Regions from separate parts of the Homo sapiens genome. Here all the other regions are linked to region 4. The links are chromatin contacts, found by Hi-C or POLR2A ChIA-PET in ENCODE. All regions are on one chromosome and are shown on one strand. The core of a region is the stretch at or near the end of the contact, and the rest is flanking DNA. Distances in the headings are between cores, read along the strand shown.

Evidence for each region. A loop is a pair of places that touch in the nucleus more often than their neighbours do. ChIA-PET counts read pairs that join two places held with the same protein, here RNA polymerase II (POLR2A). Pooled maps may share reads with other maps.
Region 1: a loop to region 4 is called in a map of GM12878, with 4 times the contacts of the local background. The contact joins the promoter of ST3GAL2 here to the promoter of NFAT5 in region 4. A Hi-C loop is called at or near these places in 1 of 168 maps with a recorded cell type or tissue (GM12878), 2 of 37 single-sample maps with no recorded cell type and 8 of 50 pooled maps. POLR2A ChIA-PET finds 5 or more read pairs at or near these places in 1 of 52 experiments (activated CD4-positive, alpha-beta T cell).
Region 2: a map of OCI-LY7 shows a loop between it and region 4 (6-fold over the local background). The contact joins the promoter of COG4 here to the promoter of NFAT5 in region 4. A Hi-C loop is called at or near these places in 1 of 168 maps with a recorded cell type or tissue (OCI-LY7) and 7 of 50 pooled maps. POLR2A ChIA-PET finds 5 or more read pairs at or near these places in 2 of 52 experiments (GM12878 and activated B cell).
Region 3: a map of CD8-positive, alpha-beta T cell shows a loop between it and region 4 (15-fold over the local background). The contact joins the enhancer-like site here to the promoter of NFAT5 in region 4. A Hi-C loop is called at or near these places in 1 of 168 maps with a recorded cell type or tissue (CD8-positive, alpha-beta T cell), 1 of 37 single-sample maps with no recorded cell type and 4 of 50 pooled maps.
Region 5: a loop to region 4 is called in a pooled map, with 16 times the contacts of the local background. The contact joins the enhancer-like site here to the promoter of NFAT5 in region 4. A Hi-C loop is called at or near these places in 2 of 37 single-sample maps with no recorded cell type and 7 of 50 pooled maps. POLR2A ChIA-PET finds 5 or more read pairs at or near these places in 1 of 52 experiments (activated CD4-positive, alpha-beta T cell).

The regions. Positions count from the first base shown.
Region 1 is chr16:70,437,631-70,440,600 of GRCh38, forward strand. ST3GAL2 (ST3 beta-galactoside alpha-2,3-sialyltransferase 2) reads right to left here and starts at 1,470. Exons shown (of 7, transcript NM_006927.4): 1 at 1,319-1,470. RefSeq lists silencers at 1,142-1,341, 1,442-1,621.
Region 2 is chr16:70,522,291-70,525,088 of GRCh38, forward strand. It overlaps COG4 (component of oligomeric golgi complex 4), which reads right to left and starts at 1,264. Exons shown (of 19, transcript NM_015386.3): 1 at 1,083-1,264. The coding sequence starts at 1,253. SF3B3 (splicing factor 3b subunit 3) reads left to right here and starts at 1,526. Exons shown (of 26, transcript NM_012426.5): 1 at 1,526-1,638. RefSeq lists enhancers at 897-1,036, 2,070-2,798.
Region 3 is chr16:70,378,433-70,381,515 of GRCh38, forward strand. It overlaps ST3GAL2 (ST3 beta-galactoside alpha-2,3-sialyltransferase 2), which reads right to left. Exons shown (of 7, transcript NM_006927.4): 7 at 1-3,083. Among named protein-coding and RNA genes, the nearest start is that of DDX19A, 33 kb to the left of the region's middle. RefSeq lists enhancers at 2,830-2,999, 3,030-3,083. Within about 2 kb of position 1,664, at least 39 of the 41 ENCODE cell types and tissues checked have a DNase peak (open chromatin) inside an H3K27ac peak, as active enhancers do; they include CD8-positive, alpha-beta T cell, where a contact is called at or near this core.
Region 4 is chr16:69,564,396-69,567,540 of GRCh38, forward strand. NFAT5 (nuclear factor of activated T cells 5) reads left to right here and starts at 1,571. Exons shown (of 15, transcript NM_138713.4): 1 at 1,571-1,979. The coding sequence starts at 1,907. MIR1538 (microRNA 1538) reads right to left here and starts at 1,473; the gene lies at 1,413-1,473. RefSeq lists enhancers at 1-535, 1-77 and silencers at 1,197-1,576, 1,296-1,472, 1,767-2,036, 2,057-2,366.
Region 5 is chr16:68,755,280-68,758,341 of GRCh38, forward strand. All of the region lies in intron 2 of CDH1 (cadherin 1), which reads left to right. Among named protein-coding and RNA genes, the nearest start is that of CDH1, 20 kb to the left of the region's middle. RefSeq lists enhancers at 1,248-1,392, 1,386-1,485, 1,977-2,121, 2,166-2,215 and cis regulatory regions at 1,320, 2,049. Within about 2 kb of position 1,617, at least 16 of the 41 ENCODE cell types and tissues checked have a DNase peak (open chromatin) inside an H3K27ac peak, as active enhancers do.

The DNA of each region.
Region 1 (2,970 bases), core at 220-2,719, 870 kb after region 4:
GCCCACATACTCTGTGCCTTCCTCCACAGAGAGATCAGGGCAGCCAGCAGGCATCCCTCCCTGAAAGGGCAACCCCTCCAAAGTTAGCAGCAGAAGCAAGATGAAGCTTAGGGGTGTGGTCTCCCAGACTCCTCTTATGCCACCATCTCTCTAAAAACCAGCGATACCTTCCACCTGAGAAGGGCTTCAGAGCCCACCAGGCAAGGAAGGGGTGGCCAACCAGCTTCCAAACATCCGTCCCAAAGACGAGGCGGGAGTGTGTTACTGGCCAGAGGTCCCAGAGTGCCCTGTACTCCCCCGGAGGCTTTGACTGAAAAGAGGCCCCAGGTCCCTGCCTGCCCCCAGCACCTCTCTAGCCCCTTTCTCCAACACCACCTTTGACTCAATCCTCCGCTCCTTTACGCAGCTGTAAAGCAAGAGGGAAGATGGGAGACGGGAGATGGATGCAGTTGGCAAAAGATAAATCGAAAGGCTAACTTGAGCAAGCAAGCAATTGGTGCTGACTCCTCTACAGGCAGAGGGAACCCGGAGTGGGTTATGCGAAGGAGGGAAGGCCAACAGGAGCGGCAGGAAGCTAAGGGGAGACTCAAGTGAGCTCAGCCCAGAGCTGTAGCAGGGGGTGGGAAGTTTGGTCCAGTCACAGGGGAATGACTGGGGGTAAGAAATGACTTCCATTCCAAGGCAGAGAAGGAACAGGAGAGAGGAGAGACGAGGTTCAGACCAGCCTCCACGGGACTGGCGCTTTGGCCAAGTTTCTGGCTTCAGCCGTGCCTCAGTTTCCCCAAAGTAGGAAGGTCGAGCCGTGAGAACTGGGCCACTGAGGATGGTTAGGGGGCAGTGCCAGGTAGGGGAAAGATCACAGGGGAGAGAGGAAAGAGGAGCTGATGGGGCAGACAGGCTCTGGCCAAGAGTGGGGCCGGGGTCTCCCAGGTGGAGCAGAGGCCGGGAGACCCAGGGTTAGCGGTACGAACTAGGGAGTGGACTGGAAGTCGGGACCAGGGCAGAGAGCTCTTCCGAGGGCTGGGGCTGGGGCTGGGGTTGGGGTTGGGGGCTGCCGGCAAAGGAGCGGAGCGGGAGCCCTGGGAGGCTGGGAGCGGCTGGACGTGCAAAGCAGAAGGCGGGGATCCGGAATGAGGCCAACGCGCGCGGACCCCCGCCCACACGAGGGAGCCCGGCGCCCCGACCCGGGGGAAGTTGCCGGGCTGGAACGGGCCGGTCTGGGCCGCTGGGCCGCGCCAGCTGCCCGCGCAGGGGAGGTCTGGGCAGCCGGGGGCCCGGGGCGCTCTGCATCCCGCCCGCCCTCATCCCACCCGCGCACCTCAGTCAGCGCCCGGCGCCGCGCGGGCCATGCTCGCCGCTCCGGCCGCCGCCGCCGCCCGCGCAGAAAGCCGTCGCCGCCGCCGCCGCCGCCGCCGCCGTCGTCCGGACCCGTTAGCTCGCAGCTCTCTCGTCCGCCCGCCGTGGGCTAGTCCCGCCCTTGCCTGGCCCAACCCTCCCCGAGCGCCGCCGCCGCCGCCGCCTCAGCCCGGCCCCTCCCCCCACCCCTGCCCGGCTTGAAGGGAAGGGTGGGGGACAGGGGCGACTGCCCCCACCCCATTCACATCCTCCCCGTCTCTCCCTCCCTCCGCCCCCCGCACGCGCGCCGGCATGCTGGGATATGGAGTCCAGCGGGCGCTGGGTCGCTAGGGGCGCCCCGCATCCAGGACTACATCTCCCAGAAGACAGCGCGCGCATCCCAGGGATTGTGGGCTTTGTAGTTTCGCTAGGGCTCAGGGGGTCCGCCGTGCAGGAGGGGAGACGGAGGGGGATGGGAAGTCTTCATTCTCAGAAGGCCGGGCTCCAGCGGCTGGAGCAGACGGCCCCGAGCCGGGTTGGATACGTGGGTTCCTAGGGAGGTGCACACTAGCCGAGGACGCCTCTCAGATGCTGCTGTGGCCAGCTGCTGACGAGCCCGGCCGGAGGGCACTGTTCCCACTCGCGCTCTCAAAGAGCCGCGACCTGAGGCCAGCTTGGCTTCACGCCCGGGCTCTGAAAGCCCGAGCTGCGGTGGGGCCGCTGCGCCCTGGCCTGAGGGGAGAGAGACCCCATCAGCGGTGCGAGCGGGGGTTTGGCCTCGCTGGACTTTGTGTTCCCCACCTAGGAAAAGAGGAAAAGGGGGCAGAGTGTCTATTGGTTCCTCATCCACCGGGGCATCTCCCCCTTGCAGGCTCTCTCTTAGATGCCCGTAGCTTCCTGCTGTTGAGGGTAAAGTGAATGCATTTTAAATATTTGCCATGTCTTTTATTAGCCCATCCTTTCCCTAACTTCCGCACCTATTTCAAAACCTTTATGAAACTCCAGGTAGACTGCAGTTTCGCCCTCCAACAGGCTGAAGTGAGGCTGAAGTGGTTCTGAATTTTTGGTGTGTATGGGATCCTCTTGGCCAGCTTGTTTAAACGCAGATTGCTGCCCCCACCCTCAGCTTCTGGTTCTTTTAGCTCTAGGGCAGGCCCCAGAATTGGCATTGCTACCCCGTCTCCAGGTGTTGCTCATGCTGCCGGTTACTACCTTGATAACCTGATAACCTCTGCTGTTGGTGTTTGCTGCTAACACACCGGTATCCTCTTTCAAGGATGGCCCTTGTGTGGGATAATTAATAATGGCCCTGAAGAGCCAAACCCGGAAAGGCAGGGTCCCAGTCTAGTCCCCTTTAGCACAGGAACGCTCTTTGTTTTTGCTCAAGGTCTCACTGTCGCCCAGGCTGGAGTGCAGTGATGTCATCACGACCCCAGCACTTTGGGAGGCTGAGGCAGGTGGATCACATGAGGCCAGGAGTTAAGACCAGCCTGACCAACATGGCAAAACCCTGTCTCTACCAAAAATGCAAAAATTAGCTGGGTGTGGTAGTGCGTGCCTGTAATCCCAGCTACTTGGGAGGCTGAGGCACGAGAATTGCTTGAATCTGGGAGTTGGAGGTTACAGTGAGCTGAG
Region 2 (2,798 bases), core at 14-2,513, 960 kb after region 4:
CGCAAGATACTAAATTTTAAAACACATCTTGCTGAGGCCAGACAAAAAAAGCCCCACACACTAAACTAGCCAGGCACGGTGGTGTGCGCCTCTGGTTTCATCCATTCTGATTGCAGCACAACAGCACTCCAGCCTGCGCAACAGAGAGCGGCCCTGTTTCTAAAAATAACAAAACAAAACAAAAAACACCACACACATCTTGCTGAAAAACGTATCAGAAACTGCTAGAGTTAGTGCAAGTTTATACTTGAAAATACTCAAAGATATCAACGATCACCTCTCCCTCAGGCTGAAACTGCCTTTTGTGCTCAACTTTGCTAGAAGTTTGGTCTGGGAAACAGCTGACAAGCTTAGAGCTTAGATCTCTTTTGACTAGCAAGGAACCCAACTGACATTCGAAAGTGAATTGACAGCATCGAGTTGCCACTGAAAATTAAAGGAGGCAGGAAATAGAACGTTATGAACTGAAAGGAATTGGAGAATAGTCCACACCCCTCATTTGATAAAATATCAAGGGTACCAGAGATGAAGTGACTTGTCCAAGATTAGAGAATTGTGTCTGAGTCTTAAAAGCTAAACCTCTACAAAGATGTGCATTTGACCAAAACGCTAAAATCACACCCCCAAATCACTCCCCACAAGAGGAAGTCTTAAAACGCTTCAAGAAGTTAATCTGCAAAGGCTTCCCTCTTAAATAACAGGATGAGAGCGTTTCATAATTTGTAAATTAAGCCAATGCAAAAGGGCGCTTATTATTTTGAGAACCAAGCAATTTGGCAAATACTCTCAGACTAACTTTACTCCCGTGGAGAAACTGGTGATCATGGATCAGGGAAATCAACGGGGGTCTAGGGAGGAGAGGCTGCAGATCGCCCAGGTATCAGGGAAGACAAGCTCGGCGCGTCCGACAGCGTGAAAAGAGTTGACAGGACTACTCATATACCCGACTAGCTTCCGCTTCTTTGTTTTCCCGCTTTTTTGTATCCCCCAGCAAGGAGAGTTTCCCACAGCCCGGATTTCCCGACTGAAGGCTCCCACTCTCCCTAGATCCTCCATGAAAAAGAAGAGGCTCGACCCCGCACCTCCTCGCCGCAGAGCCGTTCGTATACAGCCTCCAGCTCCTGCAGCTCTGTCAGGGAGCGAATGAGCTCAGCGGAGATTTCGGAGCAGCGGCCACCTCCCACCCCCTCAGACGGCTGCTGCACCCCTGACAGCTTCGGAGGCGAATCAAGGTCCGCCATCTTGGTCCCCATTCGGCACTTCCGGTCCCGCGAGGCCCCCTCTTCGTTGGCGCCTATTTGGGGCTGCCCACAGAAGTGCCCAATGAACTCTAATGGTTTTTTTTTTTTAAAGTCTACTTCTAAAAACGTATTAATTTTCTATTCTCCTGGAAAAAGCAAAGCAATAAAGCATGTTTAAATAATTTGTAATGCCGTGTGGAAGCAAGACGGAAGCATTTTTTAAAAATTATATATATTCTTCAGGCGCGGATTGGGTGCCTTTTTCCGCCGCGCGCCACCAGAATGTCCCTGTCTTGAGGTCTAATGGCGGACGCCAGTATGTTGGAGTTGGTGGTGGCTTAAGTTTTGAAGGGAGGTAGCATCCGTTGGATATCCACACCATCCTTCTCGCTGCAGGGTAAAAAAACAGCCTGGAGACTTCCCCGGGCCCGGGGAGGCGGAGACCGGCCATATGGAAGGGGGACCCGAGACTTTGGCGGGGGTCACGGGCAGTCTAGGCCCGAGAGGCTGGGGACCAGGAGGAGGTACCGAGGGATGGTTGAGGCGCCAAAACGGCTTCCTGCAGTTATCTCTCGCTTCCATCCACAGTGTGGGAACATATTCTATCTCAAAATAGGGCTCGTGGAGATTGCTTTTAACTTCTGGGGACTCTGAGACGGGGGAGGTGTGACAAGCAGCGGGAGGCATGGATGTCTCCCTCTGGGTAGAGTAAATGGTACACCGAGGGGAAGATAGAAAGATGGAGCGTGTTAAAAGCGTAAATAACGGAAACAGTCTTTAGAGCCAAGACTCCGGTTTGAATTTGTATTTTGGTAGTTGGGCAACTTGTCTCCTCCTCTGAACCTCTATTTTCTCGTTTGCGTAATGGAGGACAGAGTTTAAATGCGATGATGTTTCCTTGGAGGATGGAGAAGATGCAGTGAGCAATCATACAAGCTTTTTGTAATAATGGTAAACAGACGTGGGGGAAGTTTTTTTTGTTTTGTTTTGTTTTGTTTTTGTGACGGAGTCACAGTCTGTCGCCCAGACTGGAGAGCAGTGGCGCGATCTCGGCTCACTGCCATCTCTGCCTCCCGGGTTCCAGCGATTCTCTTACCTCAGCCTCCCGAGTAGACTAGCTGGGATTACGGGCGCGTGCCACCACGCCCGGCTAATTTTTCTTTTTTTGAGACGGTGTCTCGCTTTGTCGCCCAGGCTGGAGTGCAGTGGCGCGATCTCTGCTCACTGCAAGCTCCGCTTTCCGGGTTCACGCCATTCTCCTGCCTCAGCCTCACGAGTAGCTGGAACTACAGGCGCCCGCCACCGCGCCCAGCTAATTTTTTGTATTTTTAGTAGAGACGGGGTTTCACTGTGTTAGCCAGGATGGTCTCGATCTCCTGACCTTGATCCACCCGCCTTGGCCTCCCAAAGTGTTGGGATTACAGGTGTGAGACACCGCGCCCGGCCCAGACGTGGGGGAAGTTTTAAAGCTTACCAAATTTATCTGGTATGTATTTTTTGTTTGTTTGTTTTGTTTTTGAGACGAAGTCTCGCTGTCGCCCAGGCTGGAGCGCAGCG
Region 3 (3,083 bases), core at 414-2,913, 810 kb after region 4:
GGTGGCTCACGCCTGTAATCCCAGCACTTTGGGAGGCTGAGGCGGGGAGATCACGAGGTCAGGAGATGGAGACCATCCTGGCTAACAGTGAAACCCCGTCTCTACTAAAAATACAAAAAAACTGCCGGGCATCGTGGCGGTCACCTGTAGTCTCAGCTACTCGGGAGACTGAGGCAGGAGAATGGCGTGAACCCGGGAGGCGGAGCTTGCAATGAGCCGAGATCCCACCACTGCACTCCAGCCTGGGCGAGAGTGAGAATCAGTCTCAAAAAAAAAAAATCGGCCAGGCACACTGGCTCACGCCTGTAATCCCAGCACTTTGGGAGGCCGAGGCGGGCAGATCACCTGAGGTCTGGAGTTCAAGACTAGCCTGACCAACATGGAGAAAACCCGTCTCTACTAAAAATATAAAATTATCCGGGAGTGGTGGTGCATGCCTGTAATCCCAGCTACTCCCTACTCTCCTGAGGCAGAAGAATCGCTTGAACCCAGGAGGTGGAGGTTGGGATGAGCCGACATCGGGCCATTGCACTCCAGCCTGGGTAACAGAACAAGACTCTGTCTCAATAAATAAATAAATTAAATAAATAAAAATGCGGGTTGCCTGTGGCATGGTGGAAATTGGGCTGTGGAGGCAGGGCTGTGCCAGAGGGGAAAACCTGACTTAGATGCACTTCCCTGAGAGGTGGGGACAGCCCAGCCTGTGGCCACCCAAATGTATCGGAGCCTGATGGATACCTGGAGACATCATGTTGACAGAGGCCAAAGTGGTTACAGGACAGCCACTGCGAGGAGCTGCTACCAGGAATCCTCTCCAATGAACTCCTCTCCTGGAGGAAACTCAAGAGGCGACAACGAGCTGATTTTTAACCAAAATGCTTGTACCCGCTCAGATTTCAGTGTCTTGGAGCGCAGAGTCCAGGAATGAGGTGCCTCCTGTATAGGTGGGGGAGGGTATCTGGGAGTCATCTCGCCCCTCCCATATCCCCCAACGTTCTCAGCCATTATCAGTCACAGCTATCCTACCAGACCCGCCTTCTTCCATCATGCCCATTTCAGAACAATGAAGGACTAGACAGTTTTTTGTTCCTTTTAATTCAGAAAGGGAAGGAAATAAAAAAGTGTGTTTAAATTACTATTGCAGAAAATCTGGCTGGATGCTGGGACCTACCTCTTCCAGGATGGGGATTCATGATTTAATTTTTTTGAGACAGGGTCTTGCTCTGTCGCCCAGGCTGGAGTGCAGTGGCACAATCTCGGCTCACTGCAACCTTCGCCTCCTCGGTTCAAGGGATTCTCCTGCCTCAGCCTTCCAAGTAGCTGGGATTACAGGTGCGCACCACTGCGCCTGGCTAATTTTTGTATTTTTTTTTTTTTTTGGTAGAGACGAGGTTTCACCATATTGGCCAGGCTGGTCTCGAACTCCTGACCTTAAGTATTAAGTAATCCGCCCGCCTTGGCCTCCCAAAGTGCTGGGATGACAGGTGTGAGCCACCGTACCTGGCGGGATTCATGATTTAAAGCAAAAGAAAAAAAAGAAATAAATTATTCTGCTCAATACTGTTTGGCATAATTGCATTGCTTTTCATCAACACTCAAAACAGCCTCTTCAGGAAGCACTGAGATGGGAGTGGCAAGACTGGCTGAGGCCTAGCTCTCTAAAACGGTGGGGGAGGGGGGAGCGCCCTGAGAGAGGCATTCTACTAACCCCACCCCAATCACCCCTATTTTTACTCTTTCTACTTTCGGAATTGGAAAGAACGACACTCGAGCTAGGTTCCAATATATTAACTTTCAGGGGCCCACTGCCCATCCCAACCCTCCCCTAACAAAGTCCCCTGCCGGTCCCTGTTCCCTCAGCCAGCTGCAGGAACCTACCAACGGCCAGGAAGCTGCCTGGTGGTGTCAACTAAGAAAAGGGGGAGCATCTGCGCCGTCACTGTTGGGGAGGGGGCTCTATTAGTGGTTTGAGAGCTTCACAGAAGCCTTCCCCCTCCTAAACCTCCCCAGCTTCGAAGGGGGAGAATTCCACCAGCAGCCCCGTCAGGGACCTAAGCTGGGTTCAGCCATGCAAGCAGCTTCCAGGTGGAACCCCGGCCGCGAGCTTCCCAGCCCTTCTAGAGCGGGAGATGGAGAGCAGGGTGGAGGCAGGCGGCTTGCGGCGCGCAAGTCTCCTCTTCCCCGGCCGGCTCCCGGCTGCGAGCTCTGCCAGCTCAGAATTTGCAAAGAATCTGCGGTTTGGCCACCCACGGCAGCTTCAGCTTAACCAAAGAATGAGCCCCAGGCAAAGTTACCCCCAGGCAAGAGGCGATGGGTGGAGGAGGAGGTACATGCAGCGGGCAGCCGGGCCCATAGCCAGCCTCCTTCCGCCGTGCAGCCCCCTCCCCAGGGGCCAGAGCCGGCCGAAGACTGGGGGTAGGGACGGAGTCGGGGGACGGGATTTTTTTCCAGAGCAACAGGTAGGCTGGTGAGGAGGCCTCCGGCCCAGGGAGAGGCGCTGAGAAGGCTGCGGGTGAACGGGAGGGTCGAGGGCACACGTGAGTGACAGCACCTTGCACTGAAGGGGACAGGGCTTCCTCGAGCTCTGCCCTGTCCCCTCCACCTGTCCGGAGTTCGGCCCGGGAGCACCCCACCCCGCAGAGGGCGCCACTCCCGGCTTCCTGGAGACGCAGGAAGCCCTGGGGGCGCAGCCATCCCACAGCGCGGCCGAGGTGGGACTGGGGGTCCCGCAGCGACCGCTTTTCTTTGGTGGGTCTGCACGCACCTATCCGGGCAGGCGGGGAAAGGGGCCGGGCGGCCACCTATCTCCTGAGGCCCGCAAAGACCGCCCGCTCTCCTCCAGGTCTGGCCAGCTACTAAGACGATCCTCCGCCCGAGGCTGACGGAAGTGCTTCGCCGAGGCCCGCGCCATGCTCTCCTCCTCAGAAAGCGTGAAAGAAAACCCTAACCCAAAGCATGAGGGAGTGGGGATTGAGCGGCCGCTGGCCCGCCCCCGAAGGCCATTGATTGGAGGAGACTGGACACAGCGCCGGAAGTTTTCCTTGAGTCACATGATTGGCTGGGAGAAACAGAAGCTCCGCCCG
Region 4 (3,145 bases), core at 321-2,820:
ATGAAGGGACTTCCCTTGGGACTTGTCACGACACCATACAGCAGAGATGGCAATTTGAGGGCAGTTTCTTGTTCTGCTTTGCCATCTTGGGGTGGCTCTGAAAAGCTTTCTGAACCTCCGACAAAAGAAAAATGTTCACAGGATTGATTACTACACACAATTCAGTGAAGACAACTGGGCAACCTGAATCAAATGTTGAGATGAAAGATAGGTGAGCTCTGATGACACACGTTTAAATTCTAGGTCTACAGGTAAAACTTTGTAAAGGGCCTTGCCTCAGCGACATCTGTACTGGGCCCTCCTTTGCTGAGAGCTTCTTACCCCAACCCTAGCACTCCAAGTCCCGAGAACTGCTCAATTTCATGGGAAAAAGTCTCTATAATTATATATATATGTATATATGTGTGTATATATGTATGTATATATATGTGTGCATATATATACACATACACATATTACAACAGACTGATTTTCATGAGTTGTAACTATCCTTGTAGATAAAAAACGAAACCATTCGAATAGCTTAAAAACCATGCCCACGTGGCTACTGGCATCAATATTCCACACAAGATTAAAATTACTTCCCAAGATGCACACCCTGCACTCCAGGTAATATTTCAATAACTTGATTAAAAATTTCTCAGAAGTCTATTAGAATCAGAAAACGCTCTGCGGTGTGGGTGAGGATTTTAAATTTTTGCAACGGAAACTTTTGGCTCCACGAACAGAAAAGCAAGAGCAAAAACTCAGTTAAATGCGTTCTTCCTCCATCTTTGCCTAGTCCAAAAGGAAAAAAAAAGAAACAGAAAAAAGAAAAACTGTTTGGAAGAGTAGCGTTGAGGTTTGCTTTTTACCTGTTTTTCCTCTAGAACAGCCAGGTGGATTCACATGATCCAATTTTTTAATTGTCTTCTATGTCCCACTCCGAATAACCCGGATGCCCCAGCACAATCAGAGAGATCGTTTTTTTTAAAAAAAATTTCAGCCTCCAAAGGTAGGAGGGGAGTGTTAGGGGAGAAAGTACTTTAATTAAAAATCAATAACTCGAGGTTTTTGGGATACGGTTTGCCATTTCCTAATTAAGAAATGGGTTTGACAGTCCCTTTGTACACACTGCTATGCAAACCCCAAAGGGTTGGCGGCTGTCCGGGCGATGACACTCCGGTCCCCTGCGAGACCCCGGGCCAGCCAGGCCCGTCCGCCGCCGGCCTCTGGGGTCCGTCCCCGGCTCGCGCAGACCTCTCGCTTCTCTCGGCTCTGTCTCCTGCGCTCAGCTCTGCTCGGGGCCGGCCGCCTCAGGCTCGCCGCCACCAGGTCGTTGCAAATACCTTTTCCCTCCCCGGGGCCCCAGCGCGCGGCCACCTCCCAGCCTCCCCCCCTCCCACCCTGGCAGCGGGGCCCTTTCCCGGCTCAGGAACAGCAGCAGCCCGGGCCGCGCCGGCAGGAAGCGAGGCCCATGTTGCTGCTGTTCCCTGGCGCGCCTCCCCGCCCTCCGGGGGCCGCCACGGCTCTTCCGCGCTCCCGGGCACCCCCCTCCGCGCCTGCGCTGTGCCCCACGGGGGCGGGGCTCAGATTCCTGTCAGCGGCGGCGGCGGTGGCGGCGACCGTCAGTTTTCGCTGAGGAGAAACACGAAACGGACCCTTTGGCTCTCCCCCTTCCCCTTCCCCGTCCTGAACCCCTCTCCTGGTCACCGAGAATCAGTCCCCGTGGAGTTCCCCCTCCACCTCGCCATCGTTTCCTCGGTCCTCGGCCCAGTGGAAGTCACTACCCTCGAGGAGGAGGCAGCGGCAGCCGCCCTCGCGTCGCCGCCCCCGGTTCGGTGCCCGCGGTCCCGGAGAGGAGGTGCCGCCGCCACCGCCGCTCCCCCCCTCCCGCTGCCCTCGGGCCGGGCTGGGTCGAGCTGCGATGCCCTCGGACTTCATCTCATTGCTCAGCGCGGACCTAGACCTGGAATCGCCCAAGTCCCTCTACTCGCGAGGTGAGTCAGGCTGTGGGGGGTGGGGCGTGGGGGCGGGGAGACAGGGAGACAGGGAGACAGGGCCAGGGGAGGCGAGGGGTCCCCGTCCCGCCGGGGGCGGCTGAGCCGCGACCCCCATGGCTTCTTTGGCCGGAGCGGGCAGAGGCCGAAGGGATCGGGGTGACGGTGGAGGGGGCGGGCGGAGCAGTGGCGGCCCCTCCCCCGCGGAGCCGCCGGCCGCTCGGGGCCCAGATTCCGTCGGCCCCCGGGGCTCTGCGGCACCGGTCGCTTCTAGCCGCTCTCAGCCCGTCCGGCCCCGCCAGGCTCCGCGAGCCGCCGGCCCCGGCCTCCCGGGCTCGGGGATGGCCCCAGACTGGGCCCCGCGCTGGGGCCACCGCGATCGGGGCGCCGCGTCTTCTCTTACCGGGACCCTCCTCCCCAGCAAAGTTGCCCCCAAGCGGGCGGCGTGGCCTGGAGCCGGTTCTGAGTGCAGGGTCACCATTTTCCTCCCTTTCCAGCTTGTTTTTGCGCCGTCGTTCCACCCCCTCTCCCTCCGGCCTAGTCCACTCCCTCCCCATGTTGGGACAGCCCCCCTCGACCAGGCGTTCTTCCTTTCCTCGTCATCTTCTTGCTGGAAAGGGCCCGATGGAAAGGGCCCGAATTTTCTTTTCTTTTTTTTTCTCTTCCCACCTCCGTGGCATTCTAATTACTTCTCCCTTCTCCTTTACAAAGATGGGGGTGCCCTCTCTGGATTGGTTTTATTCCTCTCCTCTCCCAGGAGGACCAGCCCAGGCACAGACGCTGTCCTTTGAGAATTTTCTCTGCTTTTCCGTTCAAGGGCTGGTTGCAGGGAGGGAGCTCAGGCAGAGACTTTTCATTTAAGAACTCTTTTGGCTAAGGCCTGCAGGGGATTCCCAGCATCTGAAATATTAGCACTGGAGCTGATCCCTACTCAGGTGAAATTCCTTTACTGGACACCACAAGAATGTGTCAGAACAGGTTCCCTGTGCAAGGGGCTTCAAAACCAAAATATTCCCACTGCGCTCTTTACGCTTTTTAAACCACCGGGAGGGGGCAAAAGACATAACTGGGTTGTTAACTATTCATTTCACCGTGTAAAAAAAAATGTAGGTGTTTCTTCTGCTTTTGGTTTGATGTATCCATCCATTTGCTTATTCCACCCCCTC
Region 5 (3,062 bases), core at 367-2,866, 810 kb before region 4:
CTCAAAAAAAAAAAAAAAAAAAAAATAGAATTGGACTGTATCTTGAGGGGACTGGACTTCTACATTCAAGTCTATATTCATGTCATTGAAAAAGACTGTTCTCTAGTCAGGCATTTTTCTTTTAATTTTTAAATTTTTTGTTAAAATAAATAGAGAGGGTCTTGTTACGTTGCCCAGGCTAGTCTCGAACTCCTGAGCTTAAGCAATACCCCCGCCTTGGCCTCCCAAAGTGCTAGGATTACAGGTCTGAGCCACCATGCCCGGCCAGGCCAGGCATTTTCTAGAGAAGGAATCCTGAGGGCTCATTTTCACATCTCCTTCATTTTTTATTTATTTATCTTTCTCTTTTGACCTGCCACTTTAGGAACATCTCCTTTAAAGGGTATCAGATTCAAACCAGGAAATAATGCTCATTCCAAGCCACTCCCCACCCCTCAGCATGTTGCCCAAGAGGAATATTGCTCCAGCAGAGTTTTCTAAATTTTTTTTTTTTTTTTTTTTGAGACAGAGTCTTGCTCTTGTTGCCCAGGCTAGAGTGCAGTGGCCTGATCTCGGCTCATTGCAACCTCTGCCTCCCGGGTTCAAGCGATTCTCCCACCTCAGCCTCCGGTGTAGCTGGGATTACAGGCATGTGCCACCACACCTGGCTACTTTTTGTATTTTTCGTAGAGACGGGGTTTCACCATGTTGGCCAGGCTGGTCTCCAACTCCTGACCTTAGGTGATAAGCCCTCCTCGGCCTCCCAAAGTGCTGGGATTACAGGCATGAATGAGCCACTGTGCCTAGCCGAGTTTTCTAAAGATTCTTCCTGCAGAGGGATGATATTTTCTAAACAGGCATCATTTAGGGCATATTTTTTTTTTTTTTTTGTGCATGTATACGAGTGTTCCTAGGACCTGGTACTTACTTTGGAATCTCACCTTCAGTACGAGGCTTCCTCCCCAACAAATTCTTCACCACAACTATGTGGGAGTGTTTGAAAAAGGGAACAAGATGACCAACTTGTTGGTGGGGAGAGTTGTGGCTTTCCTATTGGAAAACATCATCCCTTGAATAAGCAGTGAGGCAAACACCTGGGCACTTACTTTATGAACAGGTGGGGTGGGGCCCTGAGTCACCGACATTGAGAGGCCTCTCCTGGTAAGGTTTTTCAATATCAGGTTGAATCAGCGGTGACATCACCCTCTATAGTGACAGGTACTCTAGGTGCCGGCTCTTACTCATAAGTCCCAGGAGATACTAGCCCTAGATCTCGTCTCTGTTAGCTTCGTGCTAAAAGGTTTTGGAGAAATAACAGCTGCTTGGTGACGTTCATGTGGCTGGTTTCATTACCACCTAACTCCCAGGCTTGTAATCATGACTAAATTTTCTGGAGAAAATAGAATTTGTGGTTGTATTTCTTGTAACTTTTGCCTTCTTGTCTCAAGTCTGCATTTAAAAAGAGGCCGGGTGCGGTAGCTCATGCCTGTAATCCAGCACTTCGGGAGGCCAAAGTGGGAGGATTGCTTGAGCCCAGAAGTTGGAGACCAGATTGGGCAACAAAGGGAAACCCTGTCTCTACATACAAAAACAATTACCCAGGCATGGTGGCGTGTGCCTGTGATCCCAGCTTCATGGGAGGCTGAGGCAGGTAGATCCCTTGAGTCCAGGAGGTTAAGGCTGCAGTGAGCTGCGTTTTGCACCACTGCACTCCAGCTTGGGTGACAGAGCGAGACGCTCTCTCAAAAACAAAAAACAAAACAAAACAAAGCCCTCTTCTACTCCTTGAGGTTTTTGGATGTTTCAGAGCTGTATTTTGAGTCTCTGATTTTTGTTTTGTTTTGTTTTGAGACAGAGTCTTGCTCTGTCACCCAGGCTGGAGCGCAGTGTTGGAGTCTCAGCTCACTGCAACCTCCACCTCCCAGGTTCAAGCTATTCTCCTTCCTCAGCCTCCCGAGTAGCTGGGATTATAGGCCAGCGCCACCATGCCCGGCTAATTTTTGTATTTTTAGTAGAGACAGGGTTTCACCATGTTGGCCAGGCTGGTCCTGACCTCAAGTGATCCGCCCACCTTGGCCTCCCAAAGTGCTGGGATTACAGGTGTGAGCCATGGCAACCAGCTGAGTTTTTGATTTTGAAACTTCCTGTAAGTTGTACTTATTTTTCTTTGGGCTTTGTAATTTGGTTATGATTTTTCATTCTTCTTTCTGCTAATCCTCTCACTTCCACCATGGGAGTGTTTAAATACCTGGGAAGCTGTTGAACCTAGGAAACCACATTTTACTTGCCAGATGTGAGGTTTCATTTCTGGTTTTGACAGAGATTTGACTCTTCAGCATTTATTTCTCTTTTAGCCTATGAGCTTCTCTTAGAGAAGATGAACTGGGAGGGTGGAATGCAGCAGGATTGCCTGGATTCCAATCCCAACTGGACCCTTACTTTTCCTGTGATTTTGGGCAAGTTTCTTTCTCTTTCTTTCTTTCTCTCTCTCTTTTTCTTTCTCTCTCTCTCCTTCCTTCCTTCCTTCCTTCCTTTCTTTCTTTCTTTTTTTTGAGACAGGGCCTTTTTCTGTCACCCAGGCTGGAGTGGAGTGGTACAATTTTGGCTCACTGCAACCTCTGCCTCCTGGGCTCAAGTCATCCCCATCCTCCCACCTCAGCCTCCCAAGTAGCTGGGACTACAGGTGCATGCCACCACTCCAGGCTAATCTTTTTTTTTTTTTTTTTTGTATTTTTTGTAGAGACGAGGTTTTGCCATGTTGCCCAGGCTGGTTTTGAACTCCTGAGCTCAAGCCATCTGCCCGCCTCAGCCTCCCAAAGTGCTGGGATTACGGATGTGAGTTGCTGCACTGGCCTGCAAGTTTCTTTCTTTTTTTTCAAATTTTTTTGTGTCCCTCCCCTCTATCCCAACCCCACCCCATTTTGCCTAGGGTAGGCTTCTTTTTATTTCTTTTTTTTTTTTTTTTTTTTTTTTTTTGAGAGAGAGAGAGAGAGAGAGACCCAAATGGGAATTCCCTAGGGCCAGTTTCTTAATCTTTCTGTGCCTCAGTCCCCTCACCTGTACAAAGGGGATAAACATAGCCC